2 separate regions of the Homo sapiens genome follow, and region 2 is linked to region 1. A link is a contact called in ENCODE Hi-C data. All regions are on one chromosome and are shown on one strand. The core of a region is the stretch at or near the end of the contact, and the rest is flanking DNA. Distances in the headings are between cores, read along the strand shown. Region 1 holds the start of NSD1 (nuclear receptor binding SET domain protein 1). Region 2 holds the start of RNF130 (ring finger protein 130).

Region 1 (2,689 bases), core at 54-2,553:
GGGACTAGAGGACCCCCTCCCCCGGCGTTCCCCTCGCCCCGCCCGAGGCTGCGAGGACCCCTGGGCTCGGGGGTGGTGAGGGAGCTTCGTCCCGGCTGGGCCCGGGCTGGGGACTCGGCCTCCCTGGGCGGGGGCCGCACGGCTGCAGGCCGAGGTGCGGACGCGCTGTCAGGCTGCAGCCCGGCTCGGTGCCGGGGGTGGGCTCAGCGCTGGGGTCGCCTGGCTTCGTTCCCCCGCGGAGGCCACGGCCGGGCGAGCAGTGCCGGGGCGGGTAACCCGACCCGGCTCCCCAGAGCCGCTCACCCCGCACGGCCCGGCAAGGGGAGGGAGAGGGATGGGGGGAGGGGGAAGGGAAGGGGTGGTGGGTGAGGGGCTGTGGGCACCGCAGGGCCGAGTCCCCGGCCCGTCTGCGCTGCTGTAGGGCGGCTGCCCGCGGCACCCGGGACGATCCAGCCTCTGCCTCGCGGGCGTCGAGCCTGAGACAGGAGGGAGCCCTGGGGCTGCACAGGCTTGGCTCAGGGAGGCAGACCCGAGCTGCTGCCTCCATTTTGTTTCCTGCTCAGCTTGGTCTGTGGTGGTGGTGGTGGTGGTGGTGTGGGTTTGGGGTGCGGCCGGGTAGGGGGTTCGCCTGCGGCCGCGTCTGCTCGGGGCCTGAGGCCTCGAAGACCCCAGCCCAAGCCCCCAGGTGAGCCCTGCGGCAGGAGGGGGGTTGCCTTGGCCTCGGGCCGAACCCAGCGGGCTGAGGGCAGGTGCCCAGTGGATGGGGAGCCTGGGCTGTAACCTAAGATGGAGGCCGGGACTGACGCGGGCCCGAGCAGGGCTGGCGGGACGATCGGACAGGCCTCAGCCGCGCCAGGTGCCGCCTGGGTTGGGGTTCGAGACGCGTAGGGTGCGGGAGCCGTGTGCGGCCCGAGGCCAGCGCCGTGCCCCGAGGTAGGTGAGGGGATCGGAATGCCACCCACGACGCCCGCAGGCCCCGACACTCCAAGGAGGCGCGCGAGGCCCCTGGGGAGCCCGCCTCAGGCCCCGCCCGGGCAGCCGGGCCGGCCCGTAGGCCCCGGCCGCGAGCGGGCGCGCAGGGGGAGGGGAGGGGGCGGCAGCGGCAGCTCCGCTGATTGGGCGGCGCTCTCACAAGCCCGACTTCACCCGCCCTGAACCCCGAAGAGTGAGAGAAGGGAACGCGCGCGCTCGGTGGGGGAAGGGGTGCGCGCGCACTCGGGGCCCAGCCGCACGCGGGCCGGCGCGAGGCGCTCGGTCGCACGCGCGGCCGCGGGGGCGCGCGCGGTGGGGGTGTGAGGAGGAGGAGGCGGCGGCGGAATAGGCCGGGGCAGGTCGCGCTCGCTGCCTTCTCCCCTGAAGAGAGACGCGGGGGGAGGGGGGTGCGGCGAGCGGCCCCGCTCTCTCCCCACCGCTCCGCTCGCACCCCAGTGTAATGAGGGTCACCCCCTCCCCCCAGCTGGCCCGGGAGGGGGCGCGGGGCACGGTAACTAGTGCGCTGGGGTGGGCGGCGGGCAGGCGCGAGGAGAAGGGAGGGAGGAGGGTGGCCGGGCGGGGAAGATGGTGGTGGCCGTAAGGTGAGGGGCTCGGGGGAGGGCCAGGCGCGATGCGGGGTTGGTGGCCGGCGGCGCTGCAGCCGCCGGCCTCCTCCCCCTCCCCCTCCTCCATCACTACCAGCCGGGCTCAGGCCTAGCTGGCCGGGCTGCCGCGAACTTCCTCCCGGCGCGGCCCGTGCCCCGCCGGCCGCCTGCGAACACCTCGGCCTCCGCCTCCCCTCAGGTAGCAGGCTGCGGGGCGCGGGGCCGGCTGCCCTCCCGCAGCAAACTTTGCTTGCTGCTGAATATTGATGAGAGCGATCGGCTCGGCTGGGAGGTGCTGCCGCGGCTGCGGGAAGGAGCGCGGCCCGGGCAGGCGGCGGCGGCGTCGGCAGCAGCCATGTTTTTCGAGCTGTAGCAGCTGCTGCTACCCTGACTGGGCTTCGCTGGCCGCCTCGGTTTCTCCCTCTGCCGGGTCCAGGCCTCTTCGCCCTGCAGCTGCGGATCCAGCAGGCCTGCATTCAGGAAGGCGAGCTCTGGGGTGCAGCCGCCTCGGCCGGCTCGCCTGCGGCCTGCGCACCGCCGCTGCAAAGGCTCCGGCGCTGGCTGGGCGCAGGGTGCAGCGCTATTGTGACCGCTGCGCCCTAGCGAGCCAGGAAGGGGGGGGTACCTTTTTGTGCAGGGTCCAGGAGCCCCCCTCGGACCCCGCAGCCTTTTGCTTTTGAGAGATCCAGCTGCTCGACCCCTGGCGAGGGAGGGGGAGGACTAGTCCTGTTTGAGAATTGGGAATTTTGACGGGCAGAGGGGTTTTAATTTTAGTTCATCCCAAGTGTCCACCAGTCTACAGAGGAGGAAAAAGAGACGGGCTGTTTCTATGTAGCAGGATCGGCCCAGCTTCGGGAAAATGGAGTTTTCAGAGGCTCATCGAGGCCATTTTTTCATCTCCAGTCGGGGGAACTTTTTCTGCCCATGGAAGTGCAGCAGAAAGGCATAGAGGCCACTAGGCCTTGAAGTGGCTGCCATTTTAAAGAGTCGAGTCAGATGGCCTATTAACTCAGATTAATTGCTGTGCTTTTGGATTCCAGGTTGATGCCGGCCCAGGATGGATCAGACCTGTGAACTACCCAGAAGAAATTGTCTGCTGCCCTTTTCCAATC
Region 2 (2,689 bases), core at 72-2,571, 2.9 Mb after region 1:
GCATACAAATACAGACCTCAGAGGGGCATAATATGTTAGTATCTTAAGAGTGTACAAGCAAATCATGACTTTATTTAGGTTGCCTACTTTAGGTCATCCTAACATGAACAGCAGTTTAGAAAAGAAAAATCCCCTCTCAGCATTCTCAGGGTGACAATGAGGGTGGGGATAATGGCAGATATCTCCCAAAAGTTCAGCGTGGGCCAAAACCCAAAAAATCATATTCCACGATGTGCAAAAGGTTTCTTTCAAACCATGACTAATAATTTAAACAAATACATGTTTACACCAAATAATCAACTAAACAAAGTCCTTGTTCATAGGAAAACATGACATTAAGCCGAATGGTTTCAAAGACAATTCTTGAAAATTTTACCTATTTCCCTTTTGGTCGGCACCCGTGACCTGAAAAGCCTTGGCTAGTAGTTCCGATTAGTGTCAGATCCTCATAATGTGACATTTTCAGGCGTCAAATTACAGTAAAACTACTAGGGCAAGAACAAGAGCCAAAAGCAACAGGGAAGATGTCCATTTTCCATTTACACCCCCCCCCCAATTTACCACTTAAGAAAAACGGCACGTTTTTATATTAGAAAAGGGCCGCATCCTTCCAGATCTAGCGCAGCCTTAAGTCCGTGATTTGAGGAACCTGCCGCTTCCAAAATACAGGCTGAGACGTCCTCCCCATGAAGTAGTTTTGCGCTCTTGCACCACCTCCTTTGTCTACGCTGTCCCTGCAAACTCCTAGCTCAATGCCCTCCAGCAAACGAGCTGCCTGAACGCAAAGATGACCGTTCCAAGTCTTTTTTAAAAGAAGGGAAAAACCCAGTCACGCTCCTGGAGCCTGGTTCCCACGGGAGCAGGCCGGGCTGTCCACGACGGAAGCCTCGACCCTGGCTGGGGCTGTCGGCCGGGCAGCGCGGGAGAGCCAGGGCCAGAGCCGGGGCCGGGAACCCTAGTCCCGCCGCCTACGCGGGATGCAGCGACCACCGCCCGCCGCCCCCGGGCCGGCACTCACCTCCGTGGAGGGGCAGCGGCGCCAGCACCTGGCCGCGGACCTCGGCCTTGGGGGAGTCAAGCCCGTAGCGCCCGCGGTCGATGCGAAACGTGAGCGGGGCGCCGCGGCCGGGCTCCTGCACCGTCACGTTGATGAGCGCCGTGTAGTACTCCTGGCTCGCGTTGTCTGCCCGTGCCGGCCACAGGCTGCAGGTCAGCAGGGCGAGCGCGGCGAGCCGGGCAGGGCCCGCCCGCCCCGCGCAGCTCATCGTCCCTCCGGCAGCCGCCGCTGCTCGCGGACCGGGCTCCGGGGCCGGCGCCTAGAGGCGGGGCGGGCGCGGCCCGGGCGGCGGCGGGAGCGCGCGCGCGCGGCCTGCGCGGGGCCGAGCCCGAGCGCGGCCCTCCTGGACGCCGCGGCCCCGCCGCTCGCCGCCCTCACGTCCACTGCCCGCCTGTGGGGACGCGCCCATGGGCCCTCGGCGAGGGCGGCGTCTCAGGTCGCACGCGGGCGTCTCTTCGGGGTCCCAGGAGGGTTGTAGAAGCGTGCCCCCTCCATCCCCCCGGGTCGGTCCCACCGAATGGGAGGCGCCTCGCAAGGACGCGGCGGGGGAGGGGAAGGGCGGCACGGGAGGAAGCGCCCCGAGGAGGGTCAGCGGAACACAAAGTCCCTCTCGCGCGGCTGCCGCCTGAGGCGCGTGTCCGCCGCCGCCCCGCCCCCCCGCTGGTCTAGCGGCAACGCGCAGGCCTAAGGCGCAGTCCCGCCCCGAGCGCATGCGTGCCAGGGCCTGTCCGCTCCCGCCCGCCTGCACGAGGGCCCGGGCAGCCGGGTCAGCCGCTGGTGCTGGTTGTTTCTCTGTCAGGCGTGATAGCCGCAGGGCGTGGAGCCCGGGAGATTTGCGAGGACGTATGGAAATGTGTGAGAACAGACTACAAAGGAAAAAAAGCCATAACTTTAAAAGAAATGTTTAAAATTAAATGTCATGAGATTTAACATTCACGTCATGCGGTTGACATCATGGATGGGGGATGTCTCTGGCCCGGACCTGCAGGGACACGAGTGGTTGGGAAAGACCTCTAGGGTAGCCGTCCCTAACCATTTTGGCACTGGGGGACGGGTTTCCAGGAAGAGAGTTTTTCCAGGGACTGAGGGAGTTGAAGTGGTTTCCGGATGAGGCTGCTCCACCTCAGATCATCAGGCGTTAGATTCTCGTAAGAAGTGGGCAACCTAGGTCCCAAGCATGCGCAGTTCACAGCCGGGTTCACGTTGCTATGAGAGTCTAATGCCGCCCTGATCTGACAGGAGGCGGAGCTCAGGCGGTGATGCTCACTCACCTCCTGCTCGCTTACTGGTTCCTCGAAGGCCCTGGGCCGGTACAGGTCCGCGGCCGGGCGGTTGGGGAGCCCCTGCTCTAGTGACTAGGTGAACTACTCCAGGGGCCCCCGGACCAGAGGGTTGCAGTGGGAACCCCCCCTCCACCTTCCGAAACGCGCGCGCGCGCACACACACACGACTCTCATTTTCTCTCTCCATGGCGTTTAAAAGATACACATCGCTATAAAGTATCAGCTAAAAGGAAGAATGGGGCAGTGCAGCCGAATTCAGGAACTTACAGGATCTTTGTGGGGAGGCGGAGGGGGAAAGTTTGGCGTCTTCTGACCAGCCAGGGTTGAGTCTCCTGTCTCCTACTGCGGG

Evidence for each region. A loop is a pair of places that touch in the nucleus more often than their neighbours do. Pooled maps may share reads with other maps.
Region 2: a map of ascending aorta shows a loop between it and region 1 (6-fold over the local background). The contact joins the promoter of RNF130 here to the promoter of NSD1 in region 1. A Hi-C loop is called at or near these places in 2 of 168 maps with a recorded cell type or tissue (ascending aorta and naive thymus-derived CD4-positive, alpha-beta T cell) and 8 of 50 pooled maps.

What each region holds. Positions count from the first base shown.
Region 1 is chr5:177,132,470-177,135,158 of GRCh38, forward strand. NSD1 (nuclear receptor binding SET domain protein 1) reads left to right here and starts at 1,304. Exons shown (of 23, transcript NM_022455.5): 1 at 1,304-1,483; 2 at 2,618-2,689. The coding sequence starts at 2,635. RefSeq lists enhancers at 295-846, 339-633, 847-1,400, 1,401-1,952, 1,953-2,506 and silencers at 670-1,339, 1,420-1,579, 1,640-1,939.
Region 2 is chr5:180,070,438-180,073,126 of GRCh38, forward strand. RNF130 (ring finger protein 130) reads right to left here and starts at 1,322. Exons shown (of 9, transcript NM_018434.6): 1 at 1,019-1,322. The coding sequence starts at 1,265. RefSeq lists an enhancer at 996-1,703 and a silencer at 1,593-1,672.